Linked DNA regions of Mus musculus: regions 1 and 3 are each linked to region 2. A link is a loop called in an ENCODE intact Hi-C map of the cell type or tissue named here. Cell type or tissue: heart. All regions are shown on one strand. Links, peaks and the distances in the headings refer to the core of each region. The heading gives the core; the rest is flanking DNA. Region 1 has its middle 30 kb from the start of Gm35386. Region 2 has its middle 12 kb from the start of Mmrn1. Region 3 has its middle 96 kb from the start of Gm35386.

Region 1 (7,194 bases), core at 2,956-5,455, 380 kb after region 2:
TGGAATTATGTATTTTGTACAGTGAAAAAAATTAAAAATCTATATGTACCATCAAAAGAAAATCAAGCCTAGAGGCTACATGCTCTCATTTGTAAACTGTGTGTTATTTTCCAATTAAAATTTATATAGATAGAGAGAAACCCTAAAACTGAGATAGAGAAGGAGACAGGGAGACAAGGAGGTTTGAAACAGAAAGAGAGAGAGAGAGAGAGAGAGAGAGAGAGAGAGAGAGAGAGAGAGAGAGAGAGAGAGAATGATATAGACTAAGATAATTTTCGTTTCATGAAAGTAAATACTTTGAGGAAGAAGAAAGTTACTCTTGGGATTTTTGTCAATTACGAACTGTTAGGGTAATTCTTATTAGTTTTCTATTTCCTTTTATTTTTGTGCTCATTGATTGAATAAATGCTTTACTATGAATAATAAAATTAAAGCTGCAAACTTAATGTGTGTATTATGAGAGTCATAACAATTATGCTTAGTTTTCAGAATGCTTCGAGGAAAGGCAATCCTTCCAACACTCTGGTCTTGAAAGAACACTTTTCAGGTTCTCAGGAAGTAATGGAAATGACAGGCTTATGTGAGAGCTCAGAGAGGGCTCTCTCTCTCTCTCTCCCTCTCTCTCTCTCTCTCTTTCTCTCTCTCAGTTTCAAACGTCCCTTCTTTGAAGAAAATCTCCAAACACTTCAATGAGATGGAACAACATATTAAATGAGTATTTAGAAATGTTTTCTTTACCTCCTACAGTAATTCCTATGTTTACATATCTATTGTTACATCCAGGAAAATCATTCAATCTTTACCTTTTGCCTCCTCATCTCTAAAATGGGCATAAACGTATCTCACACTCAAAGCTATGAGTGGGATTCTTTGGAATGGAAGTATAAGTATTTGACTCAGGATATTGTGCACCTGCTGATTAGATTCTAAGCAAAGTAAACGTCAGTGTTCGGTGACTTCATCAGAGAGGTCAGTGATGACAGAAGCTCATGCTACAGCTGTTAATGACAAAATCTAAATTAGAACCCCCGATTCAATATTTTCATTACAAAATGACTAAAGTGCTTGTTCAGGGTGTGGAATTCGTTAGCTCTTACCTAATTGTACCAGTTCAGCAGGGACAATTGCATACAACACCTCTCCAGTCTGCTTTTACCAGTGTTTAGACTCACAAACATAAATTTGGTGAACATTTGCATCACAGAGACTCAGAAGATCTGCTAGTGGAGAATTTTGCTTCTACAGATCAGTGATGAAATTCTCACCAGCACATCTCAGGGGTCTGAAGATCTGGATGCAGCTGTGTGTTTTGTCTCTTTGGTCAGTTGATGCATGGAATCCTGACATTATCTCACTTACAGGCCTCACAGGGTTTCAAATTATTAGATTTCATTTGTAGTTAATATTTCCAGTATGTACTTCACTGATTTGGAACAACTTCCAGAGAGGGTATTTTCCATTGTGTAATTCTTTTTTTTTTTTCCATTTTTTATTAGGTATTTAGCTCATTTACATTTCCAATGCTATACCAAACGTCCCCCATACCCACCCACCCCCACTCCCCTACCCACCCACTCCCCCTTTTTGGCCCTGGCGTTCCCCTGTACTGGGGCATACAAAGTTTGCGTGTCCAATGGGCCTCTCTTTCCAGTGATGGCCAATTAGGCCATCTTTTGATACATATGCAGCTAGAGTCAAGAGCTCCGGGGTACTGATTGGTTCATAATGTTGTTCCACCTATAGGGTTGCAGATCCCTTTAGCTCCTTGGGTTCTTTCTCTAGCTCTTCCATTGGGAGCCCTGTGATCCATCCATTAGCTGACTGTGAGCATCCACTTCTGTGTTTGCTAGGCCCCGGCATAGTCTCACAAGAGATAGCTACATCTGGGTCCTTTCAATAAAATCTTGCTAGGGTATGCAATGGTGTCAGCGTTTGGATGCTGATTATGGGGTGGATCCCTGGATATGGCAGTCTCTACATGGTCCATCCTTTCATCTCAGCTCCAAACTTTGTCTCTGTAACTCCTTCCATGGGTGTTTTGTTCCCAATTCTAAGGAGGGGCATAGTGTCCACACTTCAGTCTTCATTCTTCTTGAGTTTCATGTGTTTAGCAAATTGTACCTTATATCTTGGGAATCCTAGGTTTGGGGCTAATATCCACTTATCAGTGAGTACATATTGTGTGAGTTCCTTTGTGAATGTGTTACCTCACTCAGGATGATGCTCTCCTATAGGTGTCTTTTAAAACCATCTTATACCATCAGTTTTCTGATTGTATTGCCTTTATTGAAGGTGGAGTAAAAGGCCTTCAGAGAAATCAGAACATTGTGTTTTGTTTTGTTTTGTTTTACCATCTTTTATGTTAGTAGCTCAGCACAGATCACCCCTCAGGCAGGATTAATCGCTCAGGCCCCTGTGCTCCTTAGTATCTTGCTCACACTGTCAATGCAGCTTGTTCTCATCACACAGTAGCAGTGGCAGATTTTCGCTGCCCCCCCCCCCCCGCCCCTTAGCAGAATCCCAAGTTGTTCAATGGCCTCCCATTCACAGTTTGTTCTAGTATGTAAAATTTCCCTGGATTTCATTGCTGAGTTGAGCTGAGATGATATTCAAAAGTTGCAGCTAGTCTTCTCTTTGCATACTTTCCTCATTTTGAAGAGGAATGAATTTTTAAAACCAACAAACAAGCAAACAAACACAATACAAAACCCAAAACAAAACCCAAAACTGACTCTCCATTATTTTTCTAGGTCATAAAAATATTTATATAGCTATTTCTACAATAAAATTAAAATAAAAAATGATACAGTAAGGTAGGAAAATTAAGGGGCAGTGGGATTTTATTTCAAGGAGACAAATGAGGCTTTGTGTATTTTATATATTGACAGTTCCTTTATGGGCTCTAACATTACATTGAAATCATCCAGGGGAAGAGTGTATAATCACCATGTTCAGATCATAACTATGTCATCTGACAGTAATTGTAGCTACCATTAAGCTTAAATTCAGTGTTTACATAAATGTTTCTAAGATTTCTTCTATCCTAGAATCAAACTCATAAAGGGATCTGGTCTATTGGTTTGACATTTTTTTCCTGCATCAATTATATTCTATGAAGATTTGGTGTTTATATGATATTTCATAGTTCTTTGTCTTTCCCATGTGTCTTTTTCACTGTTGTATTGCTGTGAAGAAACACCATGACCAGGGGAACTCCTTTCAAAGAAAGCATTTGACTCGGGCTTGCTTCCAGGGGTTTAGTCCATTTTCATCACGGAAGGGAGCATGGGGGCACACGAGCAGACATGGTGATGGAATAGTTGACAGTAGAGAGACACTGGGCCTATCTTGGGTTTTTGAACCCTAAAGCCGACCCCTCCTCATACACTTTGTCCAAGGTAATAGATACTAGTTCTCAAGTAATGCCACTATCTGATGACTAAGCATTCAAATATATATGCTTGTGGGGCCATTCTTATTCAAACCACCACAAAAATGAACAAACAAATTGCAGGAGGTTATAAAAGAAAAAAAGTAAGGTACTCTGGATTCATATTGTATCCACGTTTCTGGAAAATTTAGTATTTTTCAAAACCATACAAACAATATATATATATATATATATATATATATATATATATATATATATATATATATATAAAATTGGGGTGGTTACTAAAGTACAAGGGCTAAAATCTTATGTCTCGGTTCTTAATCTGTGGGTTGTGATCCCTTTCAGGGTGTCAAATGACCATTTCACAGAGGGTTGAATATAAGATATCCTTCATATCAGGTATTTACACTATGATAAAAACTTTCAGCACAATTAAAATTATGAAGTAGCAATGACAATAAATATATGGATGTAAATTACCAAAATATACAGTAAAGAGATGGCACATTGAGAAGGTTGACAACCACTAGTTTATATATAAATATAAGTATCTAAACCGAGCTGAAAAGTCACCATCAGCTTAGATAAAAGTTAACACATGGAATTTTTCTTCATAGCATAGGACATGTCAGACCTGGAAACCACCTTTCAACCCCTGAAAATTCATGCATTGCCACCCATCTTATGCTAACCAACCTTCCCCAGTTTACCAAATAAACAGCTGGTATGTTAGAATTTCTGGCCTGAAGAGACTCTAAATTTTGGTCAAAGAGAGATAATCATGCTAATTTTTTCTCAAAAAAGAGGATCTAGAAAAAATCTAGAGTGAAAAATTAAATGAGAAACATAATTTTGAAAGTTTCTAACAAATTGTAACAAATCAGACAGTCAAAATATTTTTCTTTTGCAGAGATTTGGTTTACAGCAAATTTGGACATTCCTAGCATTCCCAAGAGTCTGAGACCCTGTCCGTGCCTCATTTCGACCCTTCAAAGAGTGTCTTTCTATGTCAAGGACAACACTCCCCTGGAACGGAATAAATTCCACTTCCTAGTCTCTTTCCTGTGATTGTAATTAAACATCCGGAATCCAAACTGTGGCATACTAGCTGGACGATACTGCCATCTAGTGACACTTTGAAACCGATCAACTAACACCATTAAATTTCAGCCAGCCAGATAAACACATTTAGTATATAAATCTCTAATTTCAGCAGGCAACATTCACCTCTCATTCATATGAAAGCCACTGAAATTTCCTCAGTATCTGGCGCTCCACCAGCACTGTTCCAGCAGCGTGAGATGACAGTGTTCTATGGGAACCAGGAGTGTGCCTGCTGTGGCAGACACCCACATTCATAGACATTTTTCTCTGTAACAGAGAAGCCTGGCTGCTCTGTTACTATGACATTTTGGATTTATATCCAGGCTTGAGTGTCAATTTTTACTCAAGTACCAAACATTTGACCCCAGTGAGTCCTCGAGTTCTGGTAACCTAAAAACCTGCCTTCCATCTTATCTAAATTCTTAGACAAATCCAAACCCAGGCAGCACTGTTAAGAGAAATAAAATGAGGATCTAAAACCCGCCCTGGAATGTCACATTTAATGTATTGTATTATGGTTGAGGGCTTATGTGGCAGGGTCAGGACTCAAAACTATGACATGAACCCACAGTCTTGTCACTGTTTCAGTTAAGTAGCTAAGAAATGATTGCTGGAGCCGGGGAATGAGAAATAATTAAATATATAAATATCATTTGCTGTTAATAATACCGTTTCTTTTTTCTCCTGCTTTCCCCCCACTGATAGGTAAGGCTTAGCCACCAGTTTCTCTGAAGATAGAATTTGATTAAAGAACCAGCTCTCAGAGCCAATGGTTCTTTGTATTGTTTTCTTTGTTTCTATTTCACTGATCTCTGCTCTGGCTTTTATTATTCCTTACCTTATTATTAGGTTTGATTTATTTTCACATTTTGACTTACTTCATTAAGCTATTTATTTGAAATCTCTGATTTTTTTTTCAAATGGGGGACTTAGATCTAGAAATTTCCCTCAAAGGTCTGTCATTGTGTCTCAGAGGTTTTGTTGTTGTATTTTGGTTTTCAATTAGATTAAAAACTTTTTACGTTCATTTCCCAATTTTCCAGTGTCATCATTCAGTGACGAGTTTTTTCGTCTTCATGAAATTCTGTAATTACTGTAGAATTGTTTGCTTTCAATCTAATTTTAATTTCAATTTCAATTTGAAATTCAATTTCAATTGAGCTGATATGATATCAGGAGTCATTTGAAAGTTTTTGATTTTGTAAATATTTGTTTTGTGCCCTAATTATAATTTAAATGTTTGTTAACTGTGCTTTTCATGTTGCTGAGTTTTGGTGTTGTATGTGTACTTTAATGGTCCTTTGTGTTTTAATAATTATGACTCATATTTGTGTTCACAGTCCCTCTGCTGTTTATTCCTCTCCAGACCAAATAATGCTTCCTTTATTTTCTTTAGGTTTGGTTTGTTGAATATAAAATTTTTAGTCTGTTAATTGGAAAGCTTTTCTTTCTCCTTCAGTTACAGTGGGTATTTTTATGGGGACTATTAGCCTAGGCTAACCTTCATAGTCATTTAGCACACAGAATGCATTGCTGCTAGGTCATCTGGTTTTTAAAGTTTCTATTGCTAAAGCAACTGTCTTTTGATGGAATTTTCCTTTTTTTGTGATTTACATTTCTTCTCTTTCATTTTTCAAAACACTTTGTTATATCTCCTTAGTGTTTTAACTGGAATATTCTGTGGACATTTTTTTCCCTGGTATCTGTGCTTCTTATACTGCTCTCTCTCTCTCTCTCTCTCTCTCTCTCTCTCTCTCTCTCTCTCTCTCTCTCTCTTTTGTGGGAACACATTCTTCTATGATCTTGTTGAAGTTTTGGTTTATGCCATTGACTTGGGATTCTTCTTCATGAACTTTAAAATTGAAAGTTTGATTTTTTTTCATTGTGTGAAAAAACACATAGTGTAAAAATACACATTTCTGTATATTCTTTCCATGGCTTTTTGTTTGTTTGATTTTAATTTTATATTCCTTTCTGGTTTAGTCTAGAGTGTCAGAGACCATCCTGTGAGAAAGCAAGCCCTTCACAATCTCCCTGACAGGCCAAATGGCCTCGTGATAGGAGCTGGTTATTACTTCCTCCTCTCTCTTCCCTTCCTGGCACCTGAGGCTGTAAAAGCTGAATTATAGTCCCCTCTTCCCTGTCTCTTCCTGACTTCCATGCCATCCAAGGACATGAGTTATGCCTGAGCCCAGCCTGGCACAAAAGGCTGTCAAGGAGGATCTATGTTCTAGAGATAAGATGCAGAGTGCCCGATGCCTGGCACCTCACTTCGGCACCCATGTTAGCAGAAGCCCGCTTCTATGTTCTTTGTAAAATTCCCCCTCGACCCCTCCCCTATTCCCCGGGATGTATGCTTTAAAAGAAGGCACCGCAGCCTAATAAACGAGACCTTGATAGGTACCATCTTCTTGGTCTCCTGCCTCTCCTTCCCTTCCTCTCATTTCTTTCCAGGTTTGTGGTCTCCCTCGCACCCACAAATAACTGAATTCCACGGGCCATGATAAGTGGCACGCAAAGTGGGGCGAGGTCCAGATCGTAATCCCTACAGGTGGAGGTTCCAGAGAAGTTCGTCACGACCCCAAGAATTTAGAAGTAGTGAAGGACCCCTTCTGCCACTCATGGAAGAGTGAGAAGTCCTTGGTGAGTTGATTTATCTCCACTCCAGGATTTGGGAAATAAGCTATCTAAAGAGG
Region 2 (7,194 bases), core at 3,043-5,542:
TAATTCTAAAAAAAAAAGTACAGATGGTTGTAAGCCACACTGGGAACTGAAATCAGGTCCTCTGAAAGAGCAACACATATTCTTAAGCACTGAGACAGCTTTCTAGCCCCCATCTGAAGTTCTAACAATCTATTCTCAGCCTCTCCTACTAATAAGTAGGAGAGGAATCCCATGGCTAAACACTAAACTGTGGATGGATGCAAGCTACATCATTTCCTCTGGTATGCAAGGCATTGGAGAGGACTGCATAGCCCATATAGCACATTTCACAGGCTGCAGAGGCAGGTTTTGTCACACGAAGAGTGCTATCCCTAGCTTCACTGGCAGGTAAGATCTGCTCAAACTAAGAGTGGTATGTCCAGCCTGGTAAGTGAGAGAGCTGAGCCTCTTTCAATAATTTTGCATGACTACAGCCTGCTGAAAGCCACTCCTTAGTGACAAATGGGAACTGTGCCTGGTCTTCTTGATAAAAGGGCCATGGGACTTTATCGTGAGAAGCAGAAGGGACAAAATAATCTCGTGGTAAGGCTGGCCTAGGCCTTTCAGTTTTAAATGTCAAAGAAGCATGCATTATTGTTAAATTTAGTACTCATACCATACCAGTTCGGAGGAATTTCTGGGTTTTTGTTTGTTTATATAGTAAAGAATAAGTAGCACTCCAAAGCCTTGCATGCATGCATGCATGCATGCAAAAAAAAAAAAAAAATCCCAAGTAAAACTTCAAAATATTTTAAGATCCTGATGAGCTCAAAGTTGCTGCCACTGTTGTCATTTTGGTTCAGATTAGATGTAGATTAAAAGTTGAGGTGTCTCCATTCCAATGGAGATTGGACAGGACAGGCTAAGTGTGCCTTTGAAGTCAGTACTAACAGTACACTTCCTGCTCTTTCATGTCAATTTGAATGTATATTTACATTGGCTTCTTCCCTCACACGCTGCCTTTCACACAGGAGAAACTGTGATCCATACTCAGGAAATAAACTAATAGTATAGGGAAATTTAAAAAGCTATGCCAGGATATGGGGGATAGGGCGGGGAGTATGTGCAAGCTAGTGAGAACTCAATCACATTTAAGTGTGTGTGAAGACAAACAGCTGAGTCAGAGGAGTCCTTGGAGAAGCTGAAGTAACACTGCAAGGAGAACAGCGGTTAACTTGAAGATCTCTCAAATGCTATTATTCAAATGCAAGCAAAGAATGGCAGATGCACAGCAAGAGTACCAAGTTCATGAACCTGAGAACAATTCCACATCTTAGCACACACGCTTCTCTGTGATTGCAAGAAATGAGCAAAGGAAGCAAAGGCTAACTTTTTAAAGAACAGTGTAGGATTGCTTCCAAACTGTGGAGATGAAGAACTCCAGTCTTGCCTTTGAAATAATTTTCAGGCAAATTGTAGGGAACCATCTGAAAAATAAGAGAAGAAAGAATTGGAAGCCGTTAGGGAAAGGTGACAGGATATAGAGAGCCAAATGATTAAAGCTGATTTTTCGTTAAATCAAATGGAAGGAAAGAATAATGAAATGTCACCCTTTATGGGCTTAAAGTGAAGACTAATTTATACATTAAAATATATATAATGTATCAGAGATCTCGGAGATGAGAGACTCTAAGGACTCTTAGATGAATGCCCTACAGTGGGGAGCAGAAACTTGTAGAGACCACCTCTGGTAAAAAAAGAGTGCAAGTGAGGGATGGGGTTGCCATCCCACAGTCAAAAACACTGACGCAGAATTGTTCCTGAATGAAAGAACTGCAGGGACAAAATGAGAAGATCCTGAGGAAAAGATGGTCCAGTGACAGGCCCACATAGAGGGGAAGGCCCTTAGACCTGACACTATTACTGATGCTATGGGTGTGTTGGGCCTATCATGACTGCCCTCCAAAAGGCCCAACAAGCATCTGAAAGAGTCTGATGCAGATATTTACACCCAACCAATGGACAGAAGCTGAGGACTTCTGTGACTGAATTAGGGAAAAGCTGGAAGAAGCTGAGGAGGAGAATGACCCTATAGGAAGACCAGCAGTCTCAACTAACCTGGACCCCAGGGATCTCTGACAGACACTGAGCCACCAACCAGGCAGCATACACTAGCTGATATGAAGCCCCCCAACAGAGGACTGCCAGGTCTGAACTCAGTCATAGAAGATGCACCTAACCCTGAAGAGACTTGGGGCTCCAGGTAGTGGGGTGGTCTGGTGGGGTAGGAGTGGGGATGGGGGTGGGATGGGACCATTGTCTTGGAGACCAAGGGTTGGGGTGGAAGGGGGCAGAGGAGGTGGGGGAAAAGGTGGGGGATGTGGAACAGTCGGAGAGTGGACCTGAAGAGGGATAAAGTCTGGATTGTAAAAAATGATTAAAGAATTTTAAAAAATGTATTAAAAATTATCTTTCCTGGTATAGACTAAATGAAGATATTGACAAGCAAAACCTAGAGGGGGGAATGGTCTCCTGTAAGGCATGCTATAGAAGTGTATGACACCAAAAGAGGAATTACTCCAGAAGGAAGTAGGCTGGCAGGAAAGGAGTGAGGACCATCAGAGAAGTGACATGTCTAAGTGCACAAAAACATGGAATGTTATTTTGATTGCATAACTAAGTATACTGCTTGAAAGAGCTTCCATTCGTGAGTTTTGGAATGAACTTCACAGCTCCTGTGGCACTAGCTACAGCACTTTTAGTGAAGCACAGGGTCATGGCTGCACTCTGAGGAAACATCAACACAGTTGTACATTTGCAGAGCATGTCTGCTGTCTGTGAAAAGGAAAGTAATGCTTTAAAGTGTACTGGGGTAAGTTAAAATGGAGATCTCTAGTGTAAGTAAATGCAAAAATGTCGATGAATAGTCCTAACATGAGATGTTTAAAAAGTATTCAATCCATAAACAAAGGGCAAGAGAAGAAAGGAGAGAATTAACAGTTTCGGGGAAAAAAAACAGATTAAATACCTCCAGGAGACAAGGTCAAACCAAGTCACAGACAGCAAAACTTCAATACAAATTGAATAACAGTGTCAGTTATAAGGTAGACTCATGCCAGGCGTGGTGGCTCACACCTTTAATCCCGGCACTTGGGAGGCAAAGGTAGGCAGATTTCTGAGTTCGAGGCCAGCCTCGTCTACCTGGTCTACAGAGTGAGTTCCAGGACAGCTAGGGCTATACAGAGAAACCCTGCCTCAAAGAAACCAAAAACCAAAAAAAAAAAAAAAAAAAAGGAGGTAGACTCACCAAGGTTAGAAAACCACAACAGACAGGCCAAGACACTGGAATCTCTTTCCTTAGAGAAGTACATTTTATAAATGTTACAGAAATACATTTAAAGCAAAGGGGAATATCAAAGTTAAGAATTAGATGCACATGCTGAAAACACTGTGTTGTTGCCTTAGGAACAATTACTCAGCACATTTTAAAGAATGAAAGTCATAGGTATAATGTGTTATAAACATTAAAGCATTATATAAGCAACATAAACACTCAAGAGTGCTAAGGTATTTTAAAACTAAAGATCACACTTTTAAGTCTAGCTTAGAGGTAAAAACACAAGGAAAATATCACATTTTAAATTAAATAAGGAAAAATTAAAAGAAATCCACATAACTGTTTCAGTTCTAATCCATTTATTTGTCCATGAAGAGGAAAGGGATAGAGTTGAAGAGATGAATTTCAGTTGTAAAATTGGATGAACTAAGCCTTATTTTGAAGATCAAATTATTTCAAATTTATAAAAGGAGAAAATAATAGGGATTAATACAATTTTCAAAGTCGATATAATGTTTAGGCTATTATATTTATGTATTAATATTCTATGCAGTCTATTATAAAATCACACAATTGCAAGTATTAATGGAAAATATGATACAGTATAATGATATAATATCTAATTATTTGTAACATGTAATTACATGAAACCTGTAATAAATTAGTCAATCCCTAAGAGGAAAAAGACAGAGATTATGTTAGCTTTTAATGTGAAAAAAATAACAGCAATTATAGACTGACTGAATGTTAAGAGGTTTTTTGGAATAATTTTTTTGACCTTATGTTTGACAGTTTAAGTGAAATAGACACATTCATTTTTGAAGACTTGTTAAAACTGACAAAAAGGGACACACACACACACACAAAAACCCAAAAACTAAAAGGCCTTAATTACAGAGACAATGTACCCCCCAAAAAAAATTCCAGGTAAAGATATCCTAGTATAAATTTTCTCAAGTATTGAGATAACCATATGAACATCACCAAACTCCTTTCAAACACTCAAGAGAATACATATGACCAAAAATCACGAGGCCACAGGTCCTGGGATACTTCCAAAATGAAATATTTACTAAAAACCAAACCAACTTTCCAACTTACATCCTAAGGTGGTTTGAATAAAAAGTGTCTGCACTGGTCAGATATGTGAACCTGTGGTCCCCAGCTGGTGGTGCTGTTTGAAAGGTTATGGAATTAAACAGGCATGGAGCCTGGCTGGAGGAAACATATCACTGGGTGAGCATTGAGAATTTATAACCCCACCCCACTTTCTTTTTTTTCTCTCTTCTTCCTGTGTTCAGTTGAGATGCAATCTCTCAGTTTCTGCCTCTTACTGCTATGCCTTTCTCACTATTATTGACATCTAGCCCTCTGGAACCATGAATAAACAAAAATAATTCATCCTTAAATTGCTTTGTCATGCTGTGTTATCACAGAAACAGAGAAGTAGCTAGCATACTTCCCTCACTAGCATAAAAAAAGCAAAAATAGGAAACTGACTGACAATATATACAAAAAGTTATTACATCTGATTTCCTGAAGGCTGGCCCTAGAATTCAGTCTTAGGTTACATTAGAAAATAGATTTATCACATAAAACAAACAATGCAAAGAAAGAAGAGAGAGAGGGAGGGAGGAAGGAAAAGAGAGAGAGAGAGAGAGAGAAAGAGAGAGGCACATTTATCTCCAGATAGATAAAAGCATTTGTTGAAATCAGAGACTAGTTCATACTGAAATCTGTTTTGGGTAGCAGAAAGAATAAATAAATAAATAAATAAATAAATAAATAAATGGAACCCAAATAAATAAATAAATAAATAAATAAATGGAATCCACAACCAACAGCTGGCCTCACTCATGGTGATTAAAGGCCATGCTTTTTGATATAAAGTACAGTCCAGTTTCATATGGAAGTCTTAGCGGGTATGATGAGGTTTAAAAAAGATTTAAGTGTAATGGTTGGAAAAGAAAGCATACTTTGCTGGTATGCAGCAGTCTTATGTACACTAACCCTCTCAAATACTTGTTGTAAATCTTGTTAATAAGAAAATTTGAGCAAATTCATGCATGAAAAATAGTATATATACATTTATTATAGTTCTTTATACTATCAATAAGCAATGGCAACATCAATGTTTCTGAGTGCCCAAGAAGCATCAAAGGAATCAGGAAAGATCAGGGTGGAGTTGATTCAAATTGTGTAAGAACTCAGCTCTGGAACAAGACATCAGCAAAGAATTAATACCACCCTGCACCAGAGCAAGTGGAGAACTGCATTGTGTTCAAATCTGACAAAAGCACTGCTGCCCAATCTATCCTCCACAGAATTTTCCTCACTTTCAGTGTGATGCCAAACCAACTCCCTGTAACAGGTCCCCCAGCCTTAGCACCAATGATGCCATCATGAAGTTGTCATTCAAGTCATAAAACACACAGAGAGCAGCACCTACCAAAACAAAAATACAGACTTCGCCCACAGTTCTGGAAAAGTCTCTAAATGTACTAAGCTTGTTTTTTTGGCTTTGGTAGTTCTACTTCCAAAATCAGTATGGGCATATCTGTCACAGCATTAGCCCACTCTCTGGTACAAGTTTCTCATATAGATGTTTTTTATTGTGGTGATAAACACCATGACTGAAATAAACTTGGGGAGGCAATGGTTAATTTCATCTTGCATTTCCGTGTCATGGTTCATCACTAAGGGAAGTCAGGGTGGAAACCTGTAGGCAGGAGCTGAAGGAAGACCATGAATGAACACTCGAATTTCATTATTATAGCTCTCAAGTGAGTGAAAAAAAAGAGAAATAAAAAAAGGAAAGGAAAGGAAAGGAAAGGAAAGGAGAGGAGAGGAGAGGAGAGGAAAGGAAAGGAAAGGAAAGGAAAGGAAAGGAAAGAGGAAAGGAAAGGAAAAGGGAAAGGAAAAGAAAAGGAAAGGAAAAGAAAAGGAAAGGAAAGGAAAGGAAAAAGGAAAGGAAAGGAAAGGAAAGGAAAGGAAAGGAAGGGAAGGGAAAGGAAAAAGGAAAGGAAAGGAAAAAGGAAAGGAAAGGAAAGGAAAAAGGAAAGCAAAGGAAAAAGGAAAGGAAAGGAAAAAGGAAAAAGGAAAAAGGAAAGGAAAGGAAAGGAAAGGAAAGGAAAGGAAAGAGACAGACTGCTTCTTGGAATGGTGGAGGAGAAAGTTTATTCTAGATATGTGGGGAAGCATAGCCAGAGGCAGATACATCTGGGAGAGTCTTGAAAGTGGGGGTATGGGGCGAGGGGAGAGAGAGAGGAACCAGTTCCAGCATCCAGAAGGCCAAAACTTCAAAAAGAAGGAAGGGTAACCTAAAAGTCTGACTTATATAGTGAAGAGTCTCTTGGAGGTGGAGTAAGGGCTGGAGAGTTCAGGGTAGAGGGTGGGGTATGCTAGGTAAGGCCTGATGGATGCTGGGAGAACCTAGATGCCAGGTCTGCTTGAAACGTAACACCAGCATCACCTGTCCAGAGGCTGCATCTCCCATAGAGGACTCCATCATCCAATCAAGGGCAAATAATCAAGAAAATGTTCCACAGATTTGTTTACCTGGAAATCTGAGGGAAGCTCTTTCTCCATTTAGGATCTCTCTTCACAGATGACTGTAGCTTGGGCCAACTTCACAGAAAGAGTTTACTAGTAAAATGGCAAAGCCCATTTGAGATAGAAAAACCAGAAGGCAACAATATATCTCTCATCTCAAAATTATAAAAACTAAATAAAATATCATTCTTCTGTTAAGAAATGATTCTACCTAAGTAGGTCTTTTCTTGAATTGTTCACCGCAAGACAGCTAATCGTTTAATTTACATACACACAGTGTAAATAAAGAGTTTTCTCTTCAGACCTATTCTTATTAGTATTGAATTTAGGAAATAATCAGATGCTTAAAAAGAAGAATTAGAGTCAGAGTCAAAAATACATAAAAC
Region 3 (7,194 bases), core at 2,847-5,346, 250 kb after region 2:
GTGTGGACAATGTTGCTTCCAGATGGGTTACAAATGAAAATATCAGTGTAAATCATAAGATATTTCCCTATGAGACTTTGGTTAAGGCGGTTCCAGTGGTTTCCAGAACAATATAAGTTATTGTAATTTACTTTGGTTACCCATTCTAGCTGAATGGTTAGGCCTCATTGTTGAAAACACCTCTCATGTTGACAGTTGAACATCTAGAAATTACTCTCAAAATAACCAGGGTCATTCTATTCATGAACTCGTGCTGTGGATATGTGCACAAGAACTGCAGAAGAACAAGTCTGTAAGACCAATGTTCCAACAGGAAATATTGATTAGATGTAGTGGTTACAACAACAAACAGGAAATAACATGAGGGGGAGTAGGAAATTTGGGGAGGAAACTAGGGAGAGTGAGAAGGAGAAGTTTAGGGTGGTTATAATAAAAATACATTGTTTATGTGTATGAAATTGTGAGGAATAAATAAAAATATTCTACCAAAAGGAAACAGCCTTCCCTTGGGGGACACTAGACAATGTTGCTTGTTCTACCTTTTTCCTTTCTGATCCTCAACCACCCTCTAAAGATGGTATTTTAAATCTCCAGAAGAATGTGATGGTTTCTTCCTTGTTCACTCATTATTTCAAATTTGAATTATTAAATTGGAATCTAGATGTGTTCATTCTCAAACCAGTCACAGATGAACATTTCTTTCTTCGTCTTAGACCATTGTTTGCATATTTAATCAAGTTAATAGCTAACAATATTCCTGAATCTGAAAGGAAAACTGCTCTGGTCCATAAGTAGAAAATTTGAGTGTTGATCCCTGATGATCTGATTTTATGATGGGACTTCCGAAGGTATTCATTCATTCATTTAGGATTAATTTCAAGAACATTGAGGACAATCTTATATAAATATGTCAGAGGCCTTCCTTCATAGGATTTAATGATGTTTATAAATAGCTTCTATACCTTTCAGGAAGCTGATATAATAAATATCTTGGTCTTGTGGACACTCCTGTAGTAGTGTCTGTTCAGTTATTAACCATTCTACTGAGACTCAGGAACCCTATTCTCAATAATTTTACACAGCTCCTTTCTTCCAGAGTTCACATTGTTTCGCAGAAAGAGGATCATTTCCCCCGATGTGTAAATACCACAACTTTCACTTACTGAACCAGGAATCTTCTAATGAAATAATAACCCATTTCAGTGGAAAGGAATCAAATATAGCTTCCACTCCTCTCCCACAAGTCTCTAGGCTCCTTTTGTAGTAATTTTTGCTGTCCACCGAGGGAATCGCAAATGGGGAATTATATAGATTACAATGGCCTGTGGCCATGCTGATGAGAAATTGTTTTCATTGATTACTACTGTAAGAGTGTTTATCCCATTAAGGGCCACCATCCTTAGATAGGTGGATCTGGACTGTATAAGAAAGATAATATGAGTCTCAGAGAAGGCCAATAACAAGTGCTTCTCCCTGGTTTCTGTGCTAGCATCCTTTTATAATTCCTGCCCTGGTTTCCCTCAGTGATGGACAGTTACCTGTAGGTATAAGCTAAATAAACTCCCTTCTTTGAAAGTTGTTTTTAGTCAGAGTATTTTATTACTGTGACAGAAAACCAAATTAGAACACACCTCTTCTCAAAATTGTAGATAATCTAGTACCTTCAAGTTAGCAATCCTTATATGTAATGAGATCTCAAGCAGAGAGAGCTATTAGCAGGGCAAAAGGGCAGCCATATTCCCTTTTGCACAGGGACCAGAGAGTTTGACTATAGTCACTTAATATAGGTCATATATGAACCTGGCAAAACTCCCCATCCCTAAAACACCAGTTATGGAGTAAAATCATGCATTTTCCACTCTCTGTTACATAGTGCAAATATCCGATGGTAATCAGTCCTGTTCCTCCATAGGACAAGATCTCACTTCTAGGTCTTCAATGCAGACGCCTTACTTTAGGTCACAGGAGGGATGAACGTCTAACTCAGATCTTGCTTGTTTCACCACTGCTCCCAGAAATAATAATAAATCGATTTTCTTAAAAATGTATGGCCCATCCCCCCTCTCTCAAAACTCCTTTTTACCTCTTCAGTCCTAAAACATGATGTTTCTAGCTGGCAACCAGCCCAATGCAAATGCCTTTGTGCTCCAGTCGAGGATACTATCAAGCTCTCAGACTGTCGTGAGGACTAAGGGTGTTTTCTTGCTTTTTGAGATGAAAGTCACAGACAAGCAAATGGATTCCTCCTTTAGCATAGATTACCTTGGATTCTTTAGGACCACCAGCTTGGACACTCCCTAGCCCACAAAAAAAGAAAAAATAGAGTTTAGATCCAAGTCCTGACGGAGCATTGAACACCTTCTAGCAGCCATACCTCAGAAGAAAAATAACTGCTTCCTCCAGCAGTCACCAACTATAGTCAAATATTCTAACTGGAATCTGGGTTTTTCTAGTTTTATCAAAACCAACCACATTGCCTTAATTAGCTATAACTATCAGCCTGATACAGCCTAGAATCATCTAAAATGGGAATCTCAGTTGAGGGATTGCCTAGATCAGAATGGATGTGGACATGTCTGTGGGGGATTGGGACTGTCTTATTAACTGATGTAGAGTCTGGGCCATTAAGACCTCTGTGGGCATCCCTCTAACATAGGCAGGTGGTACTGGAGTATACAAGAAAGCTAACTGAGCATGAACATGTGCAGGTCAGCAAGTTGTGTTCCTCCATGGTTCCTGCTCCAAGATCCTGTCATGCTTTTCCTCAGTGATGGACTGCAACCTGGAGCTGAAACCCAAACTTTCCTTCTTTCAGTGGCTTTTGGTCAGAGTATTTGTCATAGCAACAGAATGAAATTACAACACGTGTTTTGGATTAGGAGGCATCTTGCCTCAGGTCATGACAGAAAATGCATCCTCTTTTCTCCTTGTTCAGCCAATTTTGTTTTTTGTTTGTTTGTTTGTTTATTTATTTATTTTTTTACTTTAGTTTTGTTCTGGGTCTATGAAAGTCTTTAGGGCTTTTGACTCCTATTTCTTAGGATAGGCATTTCCTAGCAGTGTATTCTTGCCTGTGGCTCCAGAGCCTGAAGAGTTAGGAGGTTCTCAGTGTACTTCACTTCTACCTCTTGTCCATGGAGAGCCTTGCTACCATTTCTTTCTTTTTTGTTTTTATTCTTTAACAGAATTTTGTTAAATTTTGTTTTTATTTTTTTTACAGTCCAGACTTCATCTCCATATTGGTCTGCCCCACACCTACCACTCCCCATTCCATACCATCCCCTTGCCCCCATCACCACCCCTACCACTCCCATCCCACCAGACCTCTCCACTCCCTGCGGCCTCAAGTTTCTCAAGGATTAGGGGCATATTCTCTCACTGAGGCCAGATCAGGCAGTTCTCTGCTGTATATGTGTCAGCTGTTATATGTTGCCTGGTAGGTGGCTTAGTGTCTGAGGGATCTCAGGGGTCCAGGCCAGTTGAGACTGCTGGTCTTCCCTTGGGGCCGCCCTCCTCCTCAACTTCTTCCAGCTTTTCCCCAATTCAAAAGTGACAGCCTTTGTGATTTTCTCTTTTCAGGTTTAATCTGGCTTTGTGTGTTGGGAAAATTGTTCTCAGAGTGCACTTACCACTTTTATCTTAGTCACTTGTGAGGAAAAAAAATTTAATGTACAGGATTGTGGCTGAGTAATATTTAAAAATACAGATTTGTATGTTACTAAACATATATACATATAACTTTATGTTTCCAAGGCTAATAAATCCCCTCACTTAATCTTTTTTAGATGTGCAATGTCTTACCTCATGCCATTATCTTCAAACCTTAAACAAAGCTCAAGAAGCAAAGCCACTTGTCCATATTCACACGAGCAAGTTTGTTTTATGTCTTAAAGTGGCAGTGAACACAAGTCAGTTGGAGAAGAAACAACAGGATGCCACATATCCGTTCATGTTCACCTTCAAACCCTGTTGCTTATTTTTATGGATCAAGGAAATAAACAGTGCCATCTGGTGGTTGAACTTTTGCCATAGAGACAGGTAGGAAATAAATCACACTTGAATCAGTTCACTGATATCATTCCTTACAAACTGAGTGAAAGTGGATACACAACTCTGATGAAACCTACACAGCTATTTCATCTCAACAATGGTAGTATAGAACCTGAAAATATAGCAGCCGTGTTTGATCACGATAGCACAAAAAAAAAAAAAATGTTTTCCTCAGTGGGAAATCACTCTACAGAATTTAATGTGGTAAAATACTGATTAGTTTTTAGCATGATTGACACACAAGATTCTGAATTGACTGAGAGAAGAACAGAAAAGGATCTCCCATAGTTAAGAACTGTGTCTCCTGGGAGAAAGATGGGGCTGTATGTAGCTTGATGATGAAAGGGAGGGAGATATGAGGGTCTCATCCACTCCATGTGCCTCACAGAATATAAACTCCTAAGCACTAAGGCAGAGACAGCAGATAAATTCGATGGCAATTTTCCCCAAAAATTACTTAATGTGTGATTATGTTAGAGGATCCAATTATGGTATCAATGATCTTATTAAAATCAGTAAACAGTTATTACAAGACAGGCATAAGACATCTTGTTTTATTTGACTTCAACCAGCAGATGTATGTTCTATTCTTCATTATTTATCTTCCTGGATGTGTAATCCTTATGAGACTGACTTTCATATTGTATATTTTCAGATTAGCAATTCTATTTTTATACTTTTAATATCATTATCTACAATGAACTTAGTGTTAATCATTCATTGAACACTAAAATAATGGAACATTGTTTCAGTCTATCAATCATATAGCTTTTAGACAATATATACATCATTAGAATCTGCAGATTATTATCAAATACAATTTTATATATACATAACTACAAACGGATCAACAACCAATCAAATATGTCTCTAAGGAAAATACCGAAGATATTACACTGTTCTTAAAACAAATTTTAACTCTCACTTTTTTTTCTTTTTCTTTAAAGGCAAAAAAATTAACTTTATTGACTGTTGCACTTACCATGAAACACCTATAAGAAATAATTACCAGCTTCTGGCTATTATAAATAAGGCTGCTATGAACATAGTGGAGCATGTGTCCTTCTTACCAGTTGGGACATTTTTTGGATATATGCCCAGTAGAGGTATTGCGGGATCCTCCGGTAGTACTATGTCCAATTTTCGGAGGAACCACCAGACTGATTTCCAGAGTGGTTGTACAAGCTTGCAATCCCACCAACAATGGAGGAGTGTTCCTCTTTCTCCACATCCTCGCCAGCATCTTCTGTCACCTGAATTTTTGATCTTAGCCATTCTGACTGGTGTGAGATGGAATCTCAGGGTTGTTTTGATTTGCATTTCTCTGATGATTAAGGATGTTGAACATTTTTTTCAGGTGCTTCTCAGCCATTCGGTAATCCTCGGGTGAGAATTCTTTGTTTAGCTCTGAGCCCCATCTTTTAAGGGGGTTATTTGATTTTCTGGAGTCCACCTTCTTGAGTTCTTTATATATATGGGATATTAGTCCCCTATCTGATTTAAGATAGGTAAAGATCCTTTCCCAATCTGTTGGTGTCCTTTTTGTCTTATTGACGGTGTCTTTTGCCTTGCAGAAGCTTTGCAGTTTCATGAGGTTCCATTTGTCAATCCTCAATCTTACAGCACAAGCCATTGCTGTTCTATTCAGGAATTTTTCCCCTGTGCCCATATCTTCAAGGCTTTTCCCCACTTTCTCCTCTATAAGTTTCAGTGTCTCTGGTTTTATGTGAAGTTCCTTGATCCACTTAGATTTGACCTTAGTACAAAGAGATAGGAATGGATCGATTCACATTCTTTTACATGATAACAACCAGTTGTGTCAGCACCATTTGTTGAAAATGCTGTCTTTCTTCCACTGGATGGTTTTAGCTCCCTTTTCAAAGATCAAGTGACCATAGGTGTGTGGGTTCATTTCTGGGTCAGAGGAATGGATACAAAAAATGAGGTACATTTACACAATGGAGTACTACTCAGCTATTAAAAAGAATGAATTTGTGAAATTCCTAGGCAAATGGTTGGACCTGGAGGGCATCATCCTGAGTGAGGTAACACAATCACAAAAGAAATCAAATGATATGTACTCACTGATAAGTGGATATTAGCCCAGAAACTTAGTATGTCGAGATTAAGGTACAATTTGCAAAACACATGAAACTGAAGAAGAACGAAGACCAAAGTGTGGACACTTTGCCCCTTCTTAGAATTGGAAACAATCACCCATGGAAGGAGTTACAGAGACAAAGTTTGGAGCTGAGACAAAAGGATGGACCATCTAGAGACTGCCATATCCAGGGAACCATCCCATAATTAGCCTCCAAACGATGACACCATTGCATACACTAGCAAGCATTTGTTGCAAGGACCGTGATATAGCTGTCTCTTGTGAGACTAGGCTGGGGCCTAGCAAACACAGAAGTGGATGTTCACAGTCAACTATTGGATGGATCACAGGGCCCCCAATGGAGGAGCTAGAGAAAGTATCCAAGGAGCTAAAGAGATCTGCAACCCTGTAGGTGCAACATTATGAACTAACCAGTACCCTGGAGCTCGTGACTCTAGCTGCATATGTATCAAAAGATGGCCTAGTCGGCCATCACTGGAAAGAGAGTCCCATTGGACAGGCAAACTTTATATGCCCCAGTACAGGGGAATGCCAGGACCAAAAAGAGGGAATGGGTGGGTAGGGGAGTGGGGGGAGGGGGAGGGTGTGGGGGACTTTTGGGTTAGTATTGGAAATGCAATTGAGGAAAATATGTAATAAAAAAAATAAAAATAAAAAAAATTAAAAAAGGAAATAATTACCAAATAACACCGCAGTTTTTTTTTTAAAAACATACTTTCATTTTTCTAATGACCCAAATTGTTTTCAAAATCATTCAAGACATCAGCCATAACAATTCTGGGAAAAATATTTTCCCTCAGTCCCTGATCATCAGGATTGTGGGTTATAAATTTACATGGCAAATAAAATATTAAAAATTTCAACTATTGATCACGTAATCTCCATTAATGAAAGTAAACATTTGAAGAAAATTGTTTTACAATTTAAAAGTAATTAAAATGATAAATGTAATTTGTTTTGTAAATAAGTAGAATATGAGAAGGCATTAACAAATAAGAGGATAATTGTTTAACATAGTACAC

What was found. A loop is a pair of places that touch in the nucleus more often than their neighbours do. Peaks named below come from ENCODE experiments on the same cell type or tissue, not always from the same donor. Only the 100,000 strongest peaks of a DNase experiment are listed, where the experiment ranks them.
Region 1: a loop joins it to region 2, with 5 times the contacts of the local background. A loop is called at or near these places in 20 of 42 quality-filtered maps.
Region 3: a loop joins it to region 2, with 10 times the contacts of the local background. A loop is called at or near these places in 21 of 42 quality-filtered maps.

Annotation. Positions count from the first base shown.
Region 1 is chr6:60,553,318-60,560,511 of GRCm38, reverse strand. No RefSeq gene overlaps it. Among named protein-coding and RNA genes, the nearest start is that of Gm35386, 30 kb to the left of the region's middle. In heart, for the core only: a CTCF peak has its summit at 4,512 (motif pointing left); no DNase peak of the experiment used is centred there.
Region 2 is chr6:60,928,928-60,936,121 of GRCm38, reverse strand. No RefSeq gene overlaps it. Among named protein-coding and RNA genes, the nearest start is that of Mmrn1, 12 kb to the left of the region's middle. In heart, for the core only: a CTCF peak has its summit at 4,422; no DNase peak of the experiment used is centred there.
Region 3 is chr6:60,679,237-60,686,430 of GRCm38, reverse strand. No RefSeq gene overlaps it. Among named protein-coding and RNA genes, the nearest start is that of Gm35386, 96 kb to the right of the region's middle. In heart, for the core only: a CTCF peak has its summit at 4,013 (motif pointing left); no DNase peak of the experiment used is centred there.